Linked DNA regions of Homo sapiens: region 1 is linked to region 2. A link is a contact called in ENCODE Hi-C or POLR2A ChIA-PET data. All regions are on one chromosome and are shown on one strand. The core of a region is the stretch at or near the end of the contact, and the rest is flanking DNA. Distances in the headings are between cores, read along the strand shown. Region 1 holds the start of MS4A1 (membrane spanning 4-domains A1). Region 2 holds the start of FAM111A (FAM111 trypsin like peptidase A).

The links. A loop is a pair of places that touch in the nucleus more often than their neighbours do. ChIA-PET counts read pairs that join two places held with the same protein, here RNA polymerase II (POLR2A). Pooled maps may share reads with other maps.
Region 1: a map with no recorded cell type shows a loop between it and region 2 (5-fold over the local background). The contact joins the promoter of MS4A1 here to the promoter of FAM111A in region 2. A Hi-C loop is called at or near these places in 1 of 37 single-sample maps with no recorded cell type and 5 of 50 pooled maps. POLR2A ChIA-PET finds 5 or more read pairs at or near these places in 1 of 52 experiments (OCI-LY7).

What each region holds. Positions count from the first base shown.
Region 1 is chr11:60,454,446-60,459,852 of GRCh38, reverse strand. It overlaps MS4A1 (membrane spanning 4-domains A1), which reads right to left and starts at 4,006. Exons shown (of 8, transcript NM_152866.3): 1 at 3,908-4,006. RefSeq lists an enhancer at 1,818-1,927.
Region 2 is chr11:59,139,603-59,144,527 of GRCh38, reverse strand. It overlaps FAM111A (FAM111 trypsin like peptidase A), which reads right to left and starts at 1,672. Exons shown (of 6, transcript NM_001312909.2): 1 at 1,582-1,672; 2 at 1,224-1,445; 3 at 833-1,031. FAM111A-DT (FAM111A divergent transcript) reads left to right here and starts at 1,720. Exons shown (of 4, transcript NR_110184.1): 1 at 1,720-1,913; 2 at 4,361-4,571. It also overlaps the pseudogene LOC100422399. RefSeq lists enhancers at 1-86, 1,455-1,904.

The DNA.
Region 1 (5,407 bases), core at 2,757-5,256, 1.3 Mb before region 2:
TTTCTCCTTCCAATATATGCACTATGTGAATGACTATAAATCAGTTGAAAAGTATTATCTGTCTGGCGCATGGGCTAGAGGAAAGAGAGAAGAAACTTTGGTTGTTTCTCACTTGATTTTGCCCCTGCCCTAGATAGCCAGATGCCACATGGTCCTGGGGATCTGCTTTGTACAACAAGCCACTCTACAAGACCTCTAACAAAAACAGATATTTTAATATAGCCCACTAAAGAGTTTGCGGACTGATTCTGGTCACTAGGTAGGATTTCTAGAGCTAGTCCAAACCTCAGAAACCATTCTGTTCATTTCACAAATGAGGAAGCTGCAGTCTGGGTATAGAATTTGCCTTAGTAAAGACCTCACAGTTAGCAACAGAGCCAAGCTAGAAGGCACTCACCATGGCTCTGATGTTGATGCTTTTTCTGCTGTACCATAGGTGAGTCCAGATAATTATAGTTGTTTACTGAGCACCTACTATATACTAGAGATATTGTATATGGTATTGCCAACTCACTCAACACCTTCGTAAGTAGGCATTTTGACTACTTTCTGCAGATGAAGAAATGGAGGTTGAGAGAGGTTATTTTTCCCAAGGTCCTATGGCAAGTATGGAATGAGCTGGGAGTCACTACACTCCGCCCCAGAGGGGTAACTTTAGTGAAGATAACTTAAAATGCAAAGGTCATCAATTGTTTGAACTGAAGGAGATGATTGGACTGCCATTGTTTTAATTTCATTTTATTCATCAACTGCTTGATTAAAGCTGTGTCTGTATTATTGGCGAGATAAACTTTTTTGTAAGCCAATTCTACTTGGGCTATGCCTGTTGTAACTAATGGCAATAATGACCATGAGGGCTGTGTGTGTGTGTGTGTGATATTTCTCTGTTAAAATGGTATCTCATGGTGGCAACTATACTTCTACAAACCTTAAACAAATATTTGTATAAAATAGTAGTTTATAAAGAAACACATGAGTGCTTTCTCTGTTTTTTTATTTCTTATGGAAACTATCTTTCATATATATATCTGATTATATATATATCTGTCTCATATATGAGAGGTAAATATATTAATCGATTTATGGCATTGTGGGCTGACTGTAATGAAAAGCTTTCGTTCCATGAGAATTCATAAATACATAAAACTCGCCTACGGAGATTGGAGATTCTCGCAATTTTGCCTTATCATTAAAATAAATTGTTCACAATGACTTAGTGCCCAATGCACAGTTATGCTCAAAGACTAGTTGGTAGATTAGTAGGGGTTATGGACCACATTAGCCGCAATATGATAACAATAAGATTTTACATTTGCTGGTGTCCAAATCAGCATGAATGTTAAAATAGAGACTCAGGTGATCACTCAGTACCGCATTTAATTACTCACACTAACTCCTGCAAATATTTTTTTATTTTTAAAGGCACCCCTGTTTTCATGTCCATCCACTGAATAAGATCTCACAGCCTTTATGGGTTTTGGTTTGAATAGACTTTTAAGTCCACTCGTACCATCATGTACTGAGAAGTTTAAAAACTGCCTCACTGTTGTTACCTCATCTTCATTCTCTTCCACTCAAAATAGTTTTGCATTTTTATCCCTTCTGGCCTCCTGTGCACCTATCTCCGAGGAAGAGTGCTCTTACTTCCCTTCCCTCTGTGCTTTTCAGCCCATCTCAGTCCAACCAAGCTGTTAGCCCTTCCAAGAAATTATTTCTTCTTTGCACCTTCAGTCTCCCAATTTCTGGCAATATGTAGCAGACAGAGTTAGTCCCAGCTCTCTTGCTTGCTCCTCTTGTGGTCTCTCTGTAAGTTTAAGGTAATAGTTACCTTCCCCATTTCAAAGTATCATTTTGAGAATATGAGATAAGTTGCATTTGTTAAGGTGCTAAATACTCCTTTTATGACTAAAATGTACTTCAGTGTCCCTGAATCCCAAAGTCCTCTTCTTTTAATCTAGCAATGTCCTTGCCCACTGCCCAGGCTCACTTTTTCTTCACCGCAGCTGCTTCAAAGCTTTGCTACCCACTCTCTTCCCCCACCTCCTCTCCACCCACTCACTTCTCAATGCTTGGCAACTAGTTTCCGCCAGTCAGTGGACTGAAACTGGTCTTTGAGGACTGTGCTGTGAAGTCAGTGGTCTTTTCTCAGGCCTCGTGTCTCAGATTGTTTTATTTGTTTCTCCTGCCACCCAGGCTTAGATAGTTGGGACCACATTTCACTTTAGCTCCATCATCTCTCAGTCCATCTTCATCTTGGCTGTTGGTCAGTCAGTGGCCAAGTCATGCCATTTCTACCTCTGCAATACATTTTGCATGTGGGTCTTTTTTCTATATCCAGAGTCACCTGTGAGTTTCTCATTTCCATTCATGCTTTTCTGCCTTCAGTCTTTCTCTTTTCTAATCCATTGTCCACAAGGCTGCTACATCAAGCTCCCGATCACTGTTTTGAGTGATGCTCTTCCTGAGCCTGAACTCCTTTGCTGGCCTGTCATTACCTGCTGGAGAAACCCTTCATCTAACCCCTCAAGGCCTTTGGAATTCAGCCCTGTATGACTTCCCAAGCTCATATCCCACTACCGCCACCAGAGCCACTGGTCTATACATGTCCTCTACCTTCTTTCCTGAATCTTCTCAACTTTGAAGTGTTCCTTCTCCCTCCCTCTTTACTTTCAATCAAACTCTGCATTAGATATGCACATCACCTGAGGGCGTTCCTGCTCTCCTTGCCTGATTGCAAGGAATTCTTCAGAGCTCCTAGCTCTTTGCTTTCCTTACTAGACATCAACTACTTTCTTCGGAGAATCCTGTATCCTACTAGACTTGCATAGGGAACCTGTTTTCTATGTACTATGAGCTCAGTTACATTAAGCTGAACATCAAACTCAGCTACTTCCTCAGGGAAGCTTAACAAGTGCTCACAATGGCCAGGTGCAGTGGCTCACACCTGTAATCCCAGCACTTTGGGAAGCCGAGGCAGGTGGATCCCCTGAGGTCGGGAGCTCGAGACCAGCCTGGCCAACATGGAGAAACCTTGTCTCCACTAAAAAATGAACAAACAAACAAAACACACACACAAAAATGCTCACAATGCTGGATTAAACATTTCTTTCCACCGGATTCTCAGTGAGATTAAGCCATTTTATGGGAAACAGGGAAAGGGAATCACTTATATACTGGATTCAGAAAACAGTAATGGCATGATTAAAATTAATCCTTGTTTTCCTTCATTAGAGCTCCCCCACATCTGCAGCGCCCCCTCTTACTCTTGGTTTCCCATGTGATAGATTTGAGGCAGGATTTCATGCTCAACTTGGTGTCCACAAATCCCCTCCAGAAAATGTTAGCCTGTAAAGCCACCTATACTTCTAGGTATATTTACATTTAATGTAGACAAAAGCATTTACAGGAAGACAAATGGAGTTTTTTTCATTATGCCTATGACTGATTATTTTCTCATTTGGTATTGGGAAGTCCTAAGGGATTCAGGATTTTAGTTCCAATTTTCCTAATGTAATGGGTACCATTGCCCCCATTTTATAGATGAGGAAGCTGAGGCTTTAGAGGTTTAGTAATTTGCCCAAGGTTATATTGTTTGTTAGTGGTAGAGCTCCAGTTTGAACCCAATGGTTTAGAAACCATGATTTAATATATATGCTGCAATCTACTACTTTTGTGGAATGATTCACAGTTGACTGCATAGGGTAATTGTTGAGAGGGAGACTGATTAGAGGAGTGAGTGGGCAGCAAGCCTTGATATCGTCACCCCTCCTTAAGTCATAGAACTATTAGGAAGTCTGACTAGGGAAACTCTAGAATTAAGATCAAGAACCTCCAGTCTTCAAAACCATTCTATACCTTATCCATCACCTCCTTTAAGTCATTTAAAGAAAGCAAATTGATTCCTTACCTGAGTCTCCAAGGCCTCAAATCTCAAGGGCTGATTTGGATGCTAGCTGCGGAGTTCAGTGGGTGCAGTTTGTTTCTCAAGCACACTGGGAGGGTGAGTGGTGTAGTCCAGGCCTGAAGATGAAATCGCTGATAGACATCAGGTGACAGGAAATCAGTAGCTTCTGCTACCTTGGGCTTCGCTCCAATTACTTTGGTTTAACACTTACCATAGCTGAAGGAGGTGCAAAAAAAGTTTCTGCCTTACCAGGTTTCACTTCTTGAAAAAGACCCCAGGGGACTGCCTGGCATGCTCATGCTACCTTAATTAGAAGAACTTCTGCAGCCCCCACCCTATAAGCAGGTGTGGATGGTAGGTCCCTGAGGACAAGAAAGATTCTAGAAGTTGGTCAAAGATGGGCCGTTAGCACTGACTTTTACCTTCTGGCTTCACTTTTAGGGCTGAGTAGGTGGGCAGGAGGCATCCATGCAGAGATTCAAGAATCACTGAGGCTGTACACTTGGCAGCACTATACTTAGGGGTCCCCAAATATTGTCCTCATTGGCTCACACTTAAGTTTCTTATGAACCATGTATATATCTTGTGTCAGATTTAGCAGAAATGGCCTAAAATTATACTTTAGTGCCATAGTACATGTACCCAGCCACTCAAAGCAAGAATTAGCCTCCATATTTGGAAATATAAATTGAAATAGCACTTTTACCTCTGAACCCACCTTTTTCTTCTGTCTGTCAAGTTCCCTTGTGTCCCCTCTCTTTTTAGTCTAGTCTGGAGCTGCAGGGTCATCAAGCACAGTACTAGATCAAGTAGGGAAATGGAAGAAGTTGGTAGTGTCAGGAGAGTCTAAATATTTGGGATGTGAATCAAAGTTTTGCCCAAAGATAATGTCCTCTCTCTCCCCCTACAATATTCAACTTTTATGTTCATATGTGGGATTTTTAATTACATTTTTATTTCCCTGTTCATTGCTTCATTTTATTAGAGACACAGAGCTATAGTTAGGTAATTATTTGTTTATTTAATCTAAAGGGATGAAATATGGCAGGCAGCTCTGTTGCCTAATTCGAGGTTCATTCCTGTCTCTCTCTTTCATCTCTTCTCTCTTTCTCTTTCTGCCTCTCTTTTTAAATTTAAGATAGTTTGGAACCATAGGGTTAGATCCACTGGGTAGAAGTAGTTCTGGGGAGGCTGATTGTGGTGTGATATTTAAAAAGATGCCACTCTAAAAAAAAAAATTGTTGGAGCCGTTCATTAGGGGAACTGGCTACCATTTCAATAGAGAATTTACTTCTTCAAGAATACTCAAGTAAAGTCATGCAGTCACCTCTCAGAGATGCTGTAGAGTGAAGGAGAGTGGGAACAGAAGATCCATCATCCATTTAACATTCTAATTGAGGGTCTATGCATATCTGCTGAAATGCTTGAGTGATTGGTGATGGGAGGACAATTACCTAGGGTCTGAGTTGTGGATGATTGTGAAACCTGAGGTTTGAGTCCTGG
Region 2 (4,925 bases), core at 423-2,922:
AGTACAACAAAAAACAAGAACAGAGACAAGTCGTAGTGTTGCTAGTGATAAGGCAGATTTTTCACCAAGCCTAAAAAGCTTTTAAAAATCTGGTCCCATAACCAAAGGGGTTCCTAGAAAGATTTCTTTATGCCTAGGGACAAAATAAACTCAGCGCTTGAAAAACTGAGCAAAAAGAAACTGGAGTTCAACCTGATGCAAGATCTACTTTCTCCACCTTTGAGATCAGGGAGAGCCTCAAGAAGGTTGAAGGGACTTCAGGGCACACACTGATTCTGAGTTGAGGGTTGGGAGGTTGATTAGGTCTTGCTGGAGCCTCCAAGAATGTCAAATGTTGGCTCCCAGTAATATCAAAGCAACCTGTTGATAAGACAAAGCTAAGTTTCTTGCTCACTTAGGTAATGGAGAACAATAACTTGACAGAATTTAAGTGGTGTCTCAGAGAGGGAAGAGCAAGTTTGGGCTATATGTATTGAGATTTTGAAGTCCCATTGTAAGTCTAATATTTAATGAGGGGAATTGGTTAGAATTGAGTCAGCTACGGGTAAAAGTTTAGGATTGGTAGATAAAACAAGGCTAGGATTTTGAGGTAAAGGTTCAAAGTCTTAGAATGTAAACTGTTCTTTGATGTTTTCCATTGAAGAGTGGTTGGATCTTTGAAGAAGATACTGGATTAAGCAATAAAGATATTTGCAACTTTCCGGTCCCTGGCAAAAGTTTCTTGAAATAGTAAATGTATGTTGATGAAAATAATGGAATAAGAAGTCAGGTTAATGTAGTTGGCAAGCTATGTGAGTGTAGATGGCTTCAGTTCTCACAATAGTGAACATACCTGATAATGTACTCAACATTTGTCACTTAGAGTATTTTATCCTGGAAAGAAGCGTAGTTGGGAAAACGCACTTGAGATGATGTTTGCTGCACACAGAATTCGGACACAGAGATGTGAATCTCCTTAGGAACCATTTTCATAAAGTTAACATTGGGTCTTAATAGACATCAGTTTTTAAAAATTAGAACAGGCTTGGGCACTGCAAAAGAAAGACACATCCGTTCACTTGGCTGTTCTTTTTAAGTTTCCAGGGAGAGCGTCAGTGCCCCTTTCAACAATAAAAGCCCGCAGGAGTGCAGATTTTATTTACCCTGTCCCCACCAGCATCCTGCTGCGGCCAATGAATCCTGGCAAAACTCCAGGTCAGCCCCAGAACCAAAGAGTAACTCACCTAAGAGGAAGGTCCGTTCCCACCAAGTCTCAGACGCCTGAACTCGTGATTTTTAGGGACTTTCCCTTCCAGTCCCTTGGAATCCAGCACTTTGGTTGGAGAACAGAACTCACTTGGGGAATGGCGCGTCTGGCCAATGGAATGAAAGATACTGGAGTTTGTCTTTTCTCTTCAGGCAGCAACTCACCTACTTCGGAAGCCGATTGGCTGCGCTGGGGACACCTGTTGGCGTGCAAAAAAGAGTGGTTGGAAAGGCAAGGCCGAGGGGGCGCGCCTACCCTACCCACCCACAGCGCTCCTCCTTGACGCCGCGAGCAGGACCCTGTCTCACTGACCCCGTGCCCACGGCGGTCCTTGCCTGCTTCTATTCTCCCGGTTTCCCCAGTCCCGAGTATTGGAAAGCGAGAGCGAAAGCGAAAGCATCCTAGTCGCCGGTAGGCTGGCCTGGGCCGGGCTGGAGAGGGAGCAGGAAATAAAAACTCGGGTGTGGGAGGAGCTGGGACGCTGGCGGCAGAGCCACTGTGGCAGCTTGAGTCTCGCGCGCGCAGGAAGCGGAGGTGGAAGTTGGGGCGCAGGAATGTGGCTGTCCCCGCCTGTAAATCATGGTTGGGGAGGAGTCGCGGAGGCACCAGGCTGGGGTCTGCAGCGCGCCATCTGCTGCAGCACACAGGAGGCGCTGAGGCTAGTTGGGTAAGTGGGGAGATTTCAGGCACTTCCGAGGGGGCGGCATCCCCAGCAGGTGGGATAGGCCCGGTGACTAGGACAAAATCACGAAGAAGCCGCGGATGCAGGAAGAGTAAACTCCCTTGTCATAAATCGATTCTCCAAACGTTCATCAATATGTGGAGACGTTTATGATAGTGATGAAGAAGATGATATGGGCTCTAGGAATATGCATCTCAAAGCTGATGATCGAAGAAGATTGGAGAGGGTTTTCAAGGCAGCCTGCTGTTTAAGGACCTGCATTCTGAGTAGATGTGTATTGGAAAAGGCGATTACAGTCACAAAGGGGACAACTTTTATGCAATTGACAGAGGACTATATGATGTATATAAACAGATAGGGTTGAAAGGTGTGTTGGTAACTACAAAACACATGGGAATTTGAAGGAAGGAACTGGCCTTAAATGCATGTACAATACACCAAGAGAAGCTAAAATTACTGCTTCATCTTCTGTGGGTTCTTTGGGGTTTGGATAGAGTAACCTTAAAACATATTTGAATGCTGACTTTTTCTATGAGACTCACTTTTGGAATCTGTGCATTCCTACATTCACAAAGGGTAATCACAGCTAGTACCCAGCATCCAAACAATAGCAGCCAATAATTCTAATCTGGAGAAAATTTTCTTTTCTCTCTCTTTCTCTCTCTCTCTCTCTTTCTTTCTTTCTCTTTCTTTCTTTCTTTCTCTTTCTTTTTTTCTTTTTCTTTCCTTCTTTCTTTCTCTTTTTTCTTTTCTTCTTCATTCCTTCCTTCCTTTCTTCCTTTCTTTTTTCTCTTTATTTCTTCTCTTTCTTTCTTTCTTCTTTCTTTTTTCTTTTATCTTTCTTTCTTTCTCACTTTTCTCCTTCCCTCCCTCCCTCCTTTCTTCCTTCTTTCTCTTTTGCCTGTTTTACATTTTAATGTGTAAGCAAATAGTGATTAAAGGACAATAGGCTTAACATTTTCTAAAACATGGGTGTTCAGAATTGAATATACTGATAAAATTTGTTTCCAAAAGGAAGGATTATATACTAGGTGGGAGTGTAAATTAGTTCAACCATTGTGGAAAACAGTGTGGCAATTCCTCAAAGACTTAAAAACAGAACTACCATTCAACCCAGCAATCCCATGACTGGGTATGTACCCAAAGGAATATAAATCATTCTTTCATAAAGACACACGAACACGTATGTTCCTTGCAGCGCTGTTCACAATAGCAAAGAATCAACCTAAATGCCTATCAGTGGTAGGCTGGATAAAGAAAACTCAGTATACCATTGAATACTACACAGCCATAAAAAATAATGAGATCATGTCCTGTACAGGGACATGGATGGAGCTAGAGGCCATTATTCTTGGCAAACTAATGCAGGAACAGAAATCAAATACTGCATATTATCACTTATACGTGGGAGCTAAATGATGAGAACACATGGACACGCAGAGGGGAACAACAGACGCTGGGGCCTATCGGAGGGTGGTGGATGGAAGAAGGGAGAGGATCGGGAAAAACAACTAATGGGTACTAGGCTTAATACCTTGGTGGTGAAATAATCTGTACATCAAACCCCCATGACATGAGTTTATCTATATAGCAGACCTGCACATGTACCACTAAACTTAAATAAAGCTTTTAAAAAAGTTTTCAATCTACGAAGTTGAGATTTACTAGAAAGGTTATTCAAATGACTTTGACATATTGAAATATTAGTGCACAAGGAGATAATAAAAAGTTATTATTATAGAAGATATAAAACTTGTACCACCTAATATCTGTGCAACTAAATCTACTATGTACCAAGATATTTATCAATATTCTTTCTGAAATTTTTATGTCGTTTTGTATAATTTTAATCATATTTCTTTTAAAAACATTTATGGCATGATAAGTTATGTGTTGGCTTATTGCGGAAAGGGCCTAAAATAACAATTCTTAAACTTTATATATATTTGCAATGAAATATATTTTGGCTTTAGACAATAGGAACATAACCTTTTTTTGGATGAAAGATTACTGTCACATTTTTTCTTCATTATCTGACATCTTTGTCATTTTCTTAACTTATATTACTAATTAAAGTTCCCTACCTTTTCAAAAGAAAAAAAGTCTAATATTGACATTTATTTATCTGTAGCAAACTTTAGCTATTGTTTTTTCTACTAATTTCAGGCAAAAATGAAGTATTAATTTCAGTTACAAAATATAGCTTAGTAAGATCTAAACCAAATAAAATTCACATTCTAAAGACTACAAACAAGTTTTAAAAAGATATTTTGGCCATTAAACTTATTTATTAAATTTAACTTTTGTCTTCTAAGAACCAGAGTTCTTACAATTACTATGAAGCTCCTATTCTATAATCATAGCCTGGGTTCCTTGTCAATGCTTCATTAAACAGGCTATTTTTTTCTTTTTTCTTTTTTCTTTTTTTTTAGAGACAGAGTCTCACTGTGTCACCCAGGCTGGAGTGAAGTGGCATGATCTTGGCTTACTGAAACCTCCATCTCCCAGGTTCAAGCGATTCTCATGCCTCAGCCACTTGAGTAGCTGGGACTACAGGATTTCGCCATGTTCCCCAGGCTGGTCTCAAACTCCTGAACTCAGGCAGCCCGCCTACCTTGGCCTCCCAAAGTGCTAGGATTACAGGTATGAACCACCGCGCCCGGCCAGTTTCTTAATTCTTAGACTAAATCTACGGGGGACACACTTTTGCCAACATTAGCTGCAAAGGGTTTTTTCCTCCACACTTAAGTCACGGTCAGTAAGTAGTTTTTTTTTTTTTCCTGTGTTTTTGTTTCCTTGTTTGTTTTTATTTGGGAAAATGCCTCTTTTGATAGTAATGAATTATTTTTTACACGCAAGGTCAAAAACAGCATGGAGTGAATTTTCTTCCACACGTATACACCCTTTTTTATTCCTGCCTCTGGCTGTAAATAGTTGCACAGTTAAAAGCAGGATGGACTTAACGGAGTATCATTTATATTTATAATTGCTGTATTT